Linked DNA regions of Homo sapiens: region 2 is linked to region 1. The links are chromatin contacts, found by Hi-C or POLR2A ChIA-PET in ENCODE. All regions are on one chromosome and are shown on one strand. The core of a region is the stretch at or near the end of the contact, and the rest is flanking DNA. Distances in the headings are between cores, read along the strand shown.

Region 1 (5,106 bases), core at 1,445-3,944:
CTAATTTCTAATGTTTGAAGAGGATATTTCCTCCCTAAAAGTTCAGATTTCTGGATTCTCTTAAACTTTGCACACCTGATGGCACTGGGCCTCCTTTCCCCTGAGCATAGTCGTCGTTCAGAGGTGGGTAGCAGCCAGCCAGCCTTCTTCAGTTGAGCACTTCCTTAGCGCTAGTTCCTTTCTGGCCTGCCTTGGTCATGTATGTTACCTCTCTGACATCTGCTATCATTTGACTTTGCACTCACTGATAGAGACAGAATGAGGGAGCAGATGTGGAGGAGAAATGGAAGAAGTTATTCATTAAGCCAGGGCTAGGAAGAGCGCTAAGGAAGAAGTTCTAAGGATGAGAACCCAGCAATGTCATTGAGTTTGATAAGGAGGAGATCATTGATGGCTTCCGTGAGTCCAAAAGTCAGATGGCAAGAGAGTGAAGAAGCTGATGATGGTTATGTAGGGTATAAGAGATCCACAGAACTGAGTCATGAAATGCAGAAGAGAGGTATGACAGTTTCAGAGATGTAAAATAGTGACCATTGATAATGTCTTCAGAATGAGACCCATGAAAGAAGGTTAACAAAGAAGGCCATGCTTATGATATGAAGGAAAAATAGATGTTGTCCAAAAGGGAGGTGGCATATCTATGACAAAATACATATGGTGGGATGGAGCATTCTGATTAGACGTGGGGAAGATTAGTTTTCCAGAGCTAGAGAGGGTTCATCTGTCTCCTCTGAGATTTGTAGACTCTGATGGCATTTTGTCCATGTTTTAGTTTTCCTTTTAAAATGGAGGGAACCTGAAAAGATTTGATTCACCATTGATAGCAGTAAGTTCCATTAAAAAAAGATCCCCACGATAGTTTCTTTTGCTGAATATTGTCCTGTGGCACTGTTTCCTTTTCTTGGTGCCCTTAGGAAGATCACACATGAAATTAGCACCTCAAATTTACATAAATAAATTTGATTTACTGAAAATACTATGTAATAGCCATTAAACATCATTTGTGTAGCCTGCTTGTAATCACTGCGAATTATCACTTCTGTTTATGAAATCCACGTGCCTCAACCCACAACTACTGAGACGTTACCTCCTTCAAGACCTCGAGTAGACTTGGTTCATGTTCTACTTCCTTACCTTCCTAGGATTCTTACTAAATATACCCACTTCTGTCTTCCTCAAGCTCCCAGACTGGAAATATTAGCTATTGAATAAATACATAATTATTCATCGGGGCTGAATCTTCACACATAGCCGTGACCAGCACTTGATCTTCTCATATAGCCGTGACCAGCACTTGAAGGAAGCCAGGACAATTCTTTTAGATTCTCTTCCTTGAAATGCCACCTCTTCCTTCCTCTGTGGCCTCATGCTCCTCAATTCCTGCTTTTTTGAAAGCCATAAGCCAGGCAGTAATGTTTGCCTCCTTGGCTTGATCTCTGCCTGAAGCACCCAAATGCCCCTCTGAATTTAGCAAGAGAAGAGACTTGGCTCCCTGCGCTGGTGGCTGCTATCTTGTTTCTACTCCCCAACTCTGATATTCCCCTAATCCCATCTTGCAACTTGGCTACTTTTCCCAGTATAAACACTTTTCCGTATGACAACTCCCACAACGCCCAGCTAGGGAGTTTCTCTGTTTACAGTTTGCAATGGGTTCATTATATTTACTTGATGGGGAAGGTTTCAATTACACCTCAGCCAGCTCATCCTCTTTAATTCATACTCCCACTACCTGCTCTTGTTACCTATCCTTCTAAATATTAGTCACCTATGTGAAGATAATAAAAAGATCCTTCTGGGTTATCTCCAATTGTATGTCTCTTTTCAAATAACGACTGATTGCCTGAAAAAAAAAATTAAAGTCTGAAGGCAGTGAGCGATTTGTAGAATGTGCAGCATCCACATTCATTGGAGCTGGAGAGATCTTGGAGAAAATTTAATCTAAATTCTTACTTTCCAGATGAGGCCTGGGGCAGAGAAGGGATTTACTCCAGATCATTTTATTCATTAATGGAAGATCTCCCGCCTTCCCACACAAGACTCCACACATGCACGATTCTTTTCTGGTTTTTTATTTCTGCTATGACAACACAGTCATATCTATGTAGTCCTATCTACATACAATGTAGTCGTGTGTGTGTGTGTGTGTGTGTGTGTGTATACACGTATGTACCAGGAGAATGGTTCCCAAACCTGTCTGAATCATCAGAATCATCTGAGATTCTTTTTAAAAAGACAGTAGCGAGAGTTTCTATCATATGTCCTGAAACAGTCTCTGAGGCTGGGCCCAGGAGTCCAAGGTCTGGCCTTGGGGTTGCTGCTTGATAAAGTTCCCTTGCCCTCCCAGCCTCTTTTTCCCCTCCCATAAGGCACTGCATTTTTCAAGATTGGCCGCAGATTTCATAACATCATTATCAATGTGAAAGGGACCCTTGGTGGGTTTCCTATGTTGTCATGGAAGAGCCCAGCATCCACAACAAGAGAGGCGTGCATGAGGCAGCCTGCGGCCCCAAAGGCAAGGCCCTGTAACTTTAAGCAGAGCTTAGCAAGCCTAGTAACTGGCTTTGTTTGTGTGTCTACGTGGAGGAGGAGACCAGCTTGTGAGCAGTACCTGGAGCCCGTGGGCGTACTCTGGGGAAGCTGCTGCATGAGTCAGGCCTGCAGAGGGTTGGGGACTGGAGTCCTTGACGCACTCAGCAATGATTCAGGGGCACAGCCGAGACCTCGGCATGCCAGGTTAAGCGGGTAAGCCACTCTCCCTGCCAGAGTGGGCCCTGGATGCATGGTAGGGAGCCATCTTAACTTGAACAGCTGTGTAATCACCAGTACCAGTAAAAGAGAGGGGACATGAGACAGTTTTCTCCTGGAACCTCCCCTGGAGTGTGAACACAAGGGAGTGGAATTGTGGGGTCAAATGGTCCAGGAGACCTGCTCCCAGTGAATAAACAAATTCACTAAGGCGTTAGCTCTAGAAAGATTTTATAACTTAGCTGGGTGTATTTGAGGGTGTTATCCATCAGCCAGATACAAGAGGTGGGGAATCTAAATACCTGCATGTGTTTTGGGGGTTGAATAAGTCCCCTCTGTTGTCGATGACTTGGGACAGTCCTAGGTGAAAGAGGTGAGGTTGATCAGTGACATTCAGGCTGCTTCTAGCCCCGCTATGCACTATGTACATATCCGAACTGAGTTCAGGTACTCTTTCTTCTTGATCCCTCTGAGGGTGAAATATTGGTCTCTTTGACCCTACAGTTGCCCAAAGTGGGGCAGTGCTCATAAATATTCACTCTCTTCTGATTTTATGGCTGATTGTACCCAAAACCTTGCTGTCTGGCAGGACAACTAGAGGCTGAGGCATAAGAGAAGAAACAGTGTGTCACTCTGATTTTTTCTGGCATCATTTTTACTCAGAGTTGGAAAGTGCCTCTCCTGCCACACACCTGTGAATCATTTAGAAACCAGGACTCACAGAACAGAGGGCGGACTTCATGCATAACCAAAAAGTTTCCTGGAGGCCGATAAGCTGATACAGCCAGAACAATTGTCTCTTTCCAGGTAGACAAAGGAGTGCAAGGCATATGACCTTTACGTATTTTTGTTTGTTTCTTTTTACCTTGGATCCTTTAGCCATTCTTGTTGGAGAGCCAGTTCTGGGAGAGGGAGTTTTTGACTAAGCAGCCAGTCCATGTTGAAACAAGCATTGTGGGGCAAGTGAGCTGAGCCCCATGGTGGAATGACAGCTACAAGTTAGTGGCATGGCCCCTTGGCAGTGCTGCCTGTCAGTTTCTCCACCACCCAGGCACAGGTGGGAGCAGCAGGTGTGGGCTCATTGAGTTACAAGGAAGCATGACCCATGATAACCAGGTCACATAATAAGGGCTGGTTTATTGCAAGAAGCAAGGGGTAATGAAGAAGGAAGTTCTCTCATAAGAAACTGCTGTGTGGTTAGTCCACACAGAGACTAGAGCTGGAGGCAGTGAGGCTCTAGGGACCTTGGCACTTGGGGGCGGTGAATCCCATGCTCTGCCATTAAAGTGGCTTGGCCAACCCTGGCTCTGGTTATTCTTGATGTATGTGCTTTAGCTTCTCCTCTCACCACCATGACTTAACACAACTTCTCTACACTTAATCTTCTGCTCAATGGTAGTTTCCACTTTCTCACAATTTTGGCTTACTCTACACTTCAGCTAACTCAAGGCTACTCGTGCACTCTTTCAACCTCAGCCCCTGATAGCAGCTTGAGTCTCTGTGTATTTTCCAATTCAAAGTCCTGTGAGTGAGAATATGATTGGTCCAGTGAATTCCTGGTAGTGCTCAGCTCTTTACAGTAGATCTCCCGGTAAGCCTGGACAGGCATCCCTGAGGCAGGTGTCTACTTCCAGACCAATCAGATGAGGACAGATGTAATAGGGGTCCATCGAGAACTGCCATTTCAGCAGTGGCCCTGGGTGGGACAGTGTCCCTTAGAAAGGGCTGCGGATGTGTTCTGACCATGTTGTACTACAAGCAGTCAAGAGTGAAAAACACTTCCATTAAAGGGAAAACCAACAGTTCTAATCACAGGCAAATGTCATAAATTGGGATATTGTCACTAGGTACTTAAAATATGGAGAAAATTTGATGTGGCCTAATAAACTATGCATAGGATAAAATATAATGTTGCTGAAAGCAATAATAAATTAAGGCTGGGCATGGTGGCTCACGCCAGTAATCCTAGCACTTTGGGAGGCTGAGGCAGGAGGATCACTTGAGGTCAGGAGTTCAAGACCAGCCTGGCCAACATGGTAAAATTCCATCAATACTAAAAATACAAAAATTAGCTGGGTGTAGTGGCACATGCCTATGGTCCCAGCTACTTGGGAGACTGAGGCAGGAGAATCACTTGAACCCAGGAGGTGGAGGCTGCAGTGAGCTGAGATTGCACCACTGCACTCCAGCCTCGGCAACAAGTTTTGAGACTCCTTCTCAAAAAATAAAATAAAATAAAGTAAAATAAAATAGTTAATTAATGTAATTTTATTTTGTTATTTTTTAAAAAATTATTTTTTATTTCAATAGATTTTTTGGGGAACATGTGATATTTGGTTACATGAATAAGTTCTTTACTGG
Region 2 (5,106 bases), core at 717-3,216, 530 kb before region 1:
GTGCCACCACACCTGGCTAATTTTTTGTATTTTTAGTAGAGATGGGGTTTCACTGTGTTAGCCAGGATGGTCTCCATCTCCTGACCTCGTGATCCACCTGCCATGGCCTCCCAAAGTGCTGGGATTACAGTCATGAGCCACCATGCCCTGCTGGGTTTTTTCATTTTTTTTGGAGGTAGTGTCCTATTTTTTTAAAATTTGTGGTAAAATATACATAAAATACACTATCTTAACCGTTTTAAAACGTACTGTTCCGTGACATTAAGTACTTTCATTTTGTTATGCCAACCCATTGTAATCACCATCCATCTTCAGAACTCTTTTCATCTTGCAAAACTGTAACTTTGTGTCTGTTAAACAATAACTTCGCATTTCCTCCTTCTTCAGGCTTTTGACAGCCACCATTCTACTTTCTGTCTCTATGAATTTGACTACTTTAGGTCCTTTATAGGAGTGGAATCCTATTTTGTGACTGGTTTATTTCACTTAGCACAATGTCTTCAAGGTCCATCCATGTTGTAACTTGTGTCCTACTCTATTCTATGTATATATCACATTTTGTTTATCCATTCATCCCTCAATGGACACCTTTTGGGTGTTGTGAATAGTACTGCTGTGAATATGGATGTACAAACGGTGGTGTCCTTTGAAGCAAAAATGTTCTTAATTTTGATGAAGTCCAAAGTATCTATTTTTTTTTCTTTTGTAGCTTGTGCTTTTGGTGTCATGTCTAAGAAACCATTGCCTAATCCAAGATCGGAAAGATTTATCCCTATGTTTTCTTCTAAGAGTTTAATGTATTAGTTCTTACATTTAGGTCTTTGATTCTTTTGAGTTGATTTTGGTATATGCCATGAGGTCACAGTCATAGTTTATGGAATGCGGCCCTAAACTTAAGCTCTAGTTGTTGGTCTGCTTTGGTTATGCTGAAAAGTTGCAGCATAAATACTTTTCGCAGGGATCCCTCCTCCACAATGCTGCCACTCCACCCTGCAGGACTCTAAGTCCAGCCTCTCTTGGCCCTGAATGATTGAGAACTCTGGAACAAAGACCTTGGCAATAATGTTTTTATATCCATTTCATTTTTCCTCATTGGTCATAACGGCTTTATTCTTTCTCACTTATCCACCCCACAACATAATTTATGTTAGGTGGAAAATTGCCCCTAACTTTAGTAAGCCTCTTTGGGGTGGGAAAATCCTCACCTGTATGGAGGCATTGCCCCTTGATTCTTGGTTTCTGAACCACATTCCTGCAGAGTGGTGCCCTGCGGGAATCTTGGTATTATACTTTAAGGCAACTTCCTTCCCATTTAAGAAATTAAAAAGATTTAGACAAAGAAAAATGACAGAGTGGTGTTGAGGAGTGGTGTTGGCAAAGCTTGTAGTCTTCACAGTATGGGAAGGGAAAAATAGTTTTAGGCTCTTTCCCTATTTGCCAGGCCAGTCATTAAGTGACAAGCTTTTCCTGGTTTTTCCTTTTTTTTTTTTGAGAAGTTTTGCTCCCACGCCCAGTCTGGAGTGCAGTGGCGCGATCTCGGCCCACCCCAACCTCCACCTCTTGGGTTCAAGCAATTATCCTGCCTCAGCCTTCCGAGTAGCTGGGATTACAGGCGCGCGCCACTGCACCTGGCTACATTTTTGTATTTTTAGTGGACACGGGGTTTCACCATGTTGGCCAGGCTGGTCTTCAACTCCTGACCTCAGGTAATCTGCCACCTTGGCCTCCCAGCATGCTAGGATTACAGGCGTGAGCTACTGCACCAGGCTGGTTTTTCCATGTTGACAAATGATTTTTGCTTTTCAGTGGGAACAAAAAGAAGAACAAAAGCAAACAGCCCCAGACTGTTTAGAAGGATCCCCTTGGCTTGCCCTGTGTGTAAACGACACCGAGATTTTCTGTATAATCAGAGATTCTCAAGAGTTTCAGTTCCCCTTGCTGTTTAAATTAGCAGGACTTGAATTCCTAGAACAAATATGCCTAGCATTGTGGCAGGACTGGAGTTCCTGGTTTAGCTACTTATATTTTAAACCTCCTTCCCTTATTTTTTGGACATAGAAAGGTAGAAGATATAATACTATCAATTTTTTTGAAGTGGTGGGCATTATTTTGTAAATTAAAAATGTTAGATGTAATGTAGTTAAAGGTTCTTATCACTTGACTGCTGAGCACAAGAAAAGCCCAAACCAGGCTACTTGTTGTAGGTCCTCTGGTTTCAGAATGATTTATGCTCACTTTACTAGCACATATTTAGTTGCCTTGAACCTTCTCAACTGTAGCTTCCTCTTACAGAACACAGTGCCCCACAAGGAGACTTTGAATCTGTGATCTCCTCCCAGGTTTTAGCCGAAGCCCACAACCCACTGAGCATGTGAAGCAAGGGCCATTGGTGGATGGGTCTTATGTCCATATGCAGGTTGAATATTCCTAATCTGAAAATCTAAAATCCTAAATGCTCCAAAATCTGAAACTTCTTGAGTGGCAACATGATGCTCAAAGGAAATGCTCAGTGGAGGGTTTTGGATTTTTGGATTAGGGATGCTTAACTGGTAAGTTTAATGCAAATGTTCCAAAATCTGAAAAAATCCAAAGTCCAAAATGCTTCTGGTTCCAATCATTTTGGATAAGGGATAGTCAGTCTGCACTTGATATACCTCTAGAGGCTGTGAAATCTTAGGCAGTTCAAAAGTCATGTTGTTTGGCTGGGTGCAGTGGCTCACGCCTGTAATCCCAGCACCTTGGGAGGCCGAGGCGGGCAGATCACCTGAGGTTGGGAGTTCGAGACCAGCCTGACCAACATGGAGAAACCCCATCTCTACTAAAAATACAAAATTAGCTGGGCGTGGTGGCGCATGCCTGTAATCCCAGCTACTCGGGAGGCTGAGGCAGGAGAATAGCTTGAACCCGGGAGGCGGAGGTTGCAGTGGGCCGAGATTGCACCACTGCACTCCAGCCTGGGCAACAAGAGTGAAACTCTGTCTGAAAAAAAAAAAAAAAGTCATGTTGTTTTAACTATTCATTGCCATTTGTTGGTTGGGCCTCTTCAACCATTGTGATCCAATCCTAGTTCAATCCCTTGTTGAATTCAAGTATTGAGGTCTTAGGATGAATGAACAAGGCTTTGGGCTGGCACATAAAGGTGGGACACCCACAGGTCCTGCTCTTTGGGAGTTTGGGTAAGTGTATTTTATTCCCGAGATGCACTTGTAAAAATATACATGGTAGGCCATAGGTGGTCTCACAGTTTGTCTGTAGTAGTACAGTTACTGTTTGATTCAGGGGAGTGAGAGGTGAGTCTGTTTCAGAGCAGGTGCCTGGGGGACAACCTGGAGAGGAAGGTTGAGCCTGCAGGGCTTTGGATGTGTGAAGGTAATGATTCCCAGTAGTGTTTTGTATTATTTCAAAGTACTTCTATACCATTGTTACCTCCCACCAGGTCTCATCTGCTTCTGTCAGTAGGTTGGCCATGTCCCCATTTCACAGATGAGGAAACTTGGCTTTGAGAGTGTGGCTTGGTGCAACTGAGATTTGGGTCTAGATCGTATGAGTCGATTCCACTATACATTTTCTAGGAAGTGGTAGTAGCGTGAACAAAAAAGCTGAAGAGGACGGACTCAGGTAGCATGGTGAGTTCTTTGGGACTGGGGAGGGGAAGGGTGAAAAGTGCAGAAAGGGATGAGGGGGTTGTACAGTGACAAGGTTTGTCCAGACAAGTTGCGAGAGTGCCCGGGAAGACTGAAACCCTCACGGGGTGTGTGTGTGTGTGTGTGTGTGTGTGTGTGTGTAAACAGCTCTTTTGAGGAATAGCTGATGTATAATCTGCACATATTTAGAATGTACAGTTTGGTAAGTTTTGACATGGGTATGCTTGTGAAACATCACCACGCTCGAGAACGAACATTATTCATCACCCTGAAAAGTTTACTCCTGCCCCCAAGAAGGGCTTTTTAAAAAAAATTTTTTATTTTGAAATTTTTTCAAGTGGTAAGTTTGAAGAATAAAAAAAAACTTTTATGTACCCGTTACCCAGATTCACCAGTTTTTGACATTTTGATAATTTGCTTGCATCCTTTATGTATGTATATATGTATACATGTGTATATGTCTGTATTTGTAGGTACATAGATTTGTGCACACACACACGGTTCCCCTGCCAACCCAGTCAAGGGTAGCTTTTATGAGTGATGCTGCTGTATTCCTTAATGCTTCAATGTGTATTTCCAGAGAACAAGAATAGTCTATTATGGATCTGTAGTACAGCATTCACATTCAGGAAAGTTACTGTTGTTTGTTTGTTTTTTTTTTTTTTTAGCCGGAGTATCACTCTGTTGCCCAGGCTGGAGTGCAATGGCGCGATCTTGGCTCACTGCAACCTCTGCCTCCCGGGTTCAAGCGATTCTCCTGTCTCAGCTTCCCGAGTAGCTGGGATTACAGACGCCTGCCACCATGCCTGGCTAATTTTGGTGTTTTTAGTAGAGATGGGGTTTCACCATGCTGGCCAGGCTGGTCTCGAACTCCCGACCTCAGATGACCTGCCCACCTTGGCTTCCCAAAGTGCTGGGATTACAGGCATGAGCCACCACGCTTGGCCAGGAAAGTTATTGTTAATACAGTATTTTTTATTTCATGTTCCAGTTTTGTCAGTCTCCTAATAATCTCCTTAGTAGCAAGGACATTTTTCTCCTCATACAGAATCCAGTACAGGGTTATACAGTGCATTTGAGCATTACCTTTCTTGAGTTACCTTTGCTTTGAACATTTCCTCAGCATTTCTCAGTCTTTCATGCCATTGACACCTTGGAAGAAGCCAGACCAACTATTTTTAAAGTGTCCAAGGGTTTTGAGGTTTTAGCAGGTGTGTGAATGTGATCTATCTGGGTTTGGGAAAAATGAACAGTTGTGAGTGAGGTGGATACAGGTGGTGGGGAGGAAGTTGGAGGCAGTGGACTTTGTGCTCTGATTCCCACAGGCTTAGGTTGGTGGAAGCCGTGGTTGGGGGAATTGTTGGTAAAATTGCTTGGATAGGGATGGACCTGGAAAAGAAGCAAAGGTGATTGCAGTGTTCTAATGCTTGTGTTCTGGAAAATTAAATAAAGAGCAGGGAGG

What was found. A loop is a pair of places that touch in the nucleus more often than their neighbours do. ChIA-PET counts read pairs that join two places held with the same protein, here RNA polymerase II (POLR2A). Pooled maps may share reads with other maps.
Region 2: a pooled map shows a loop between it and region 1 (2.5-fold over the local background). The contact joins two enhancer-like sites. A Hi-C loop is called at or near these places in 2 of 50 pooled maps. POLR2A ChIA-PET finds 5 or more read pairs at or near these places in 2 of 52 experiments (CD4-positive, alpha-beta T cell and activated CD4-positive, alpha-beta T cell).

Annotation. Positions count from the first base shown.
Region 1 is chr13:40,100,604-40,105,709 of GRCh38, reverse strand. All of the region lies in intron 3 of LOC124903162, which reads left to right. Among named protein-coding and RNA genes, the nearest start is that of LINC00332, 79 kb to the left of the region's middle. RefSeq lists a silencer at 4,844-5,014. Within about 2 kb of position 2,694, at least 4 of the 41 ENCODE cell types and tissues checked have a DNase peak (open chromatin) inside an H3K27ac peak, as active enhancers do.
Region 2 is chr13:40,627,036-40,632,141 of GRCh38, reverse strand. The region is part of intron 1 of FOXO1 (forkhead box O1); the gene reads left to right. Among named protein-coding and RNA genes, the nearest start is that of FOXO1, 37 kb to the left of the region's middle. RefSeq lists an enhancer at 1,959-2,058. Within about 2 kb of position 1,966, at least 3 of the 41 ENCODE cell types and tissues checked have a DNase peak (open chromatin) inside an H3K27ac peak, as active enhancers do.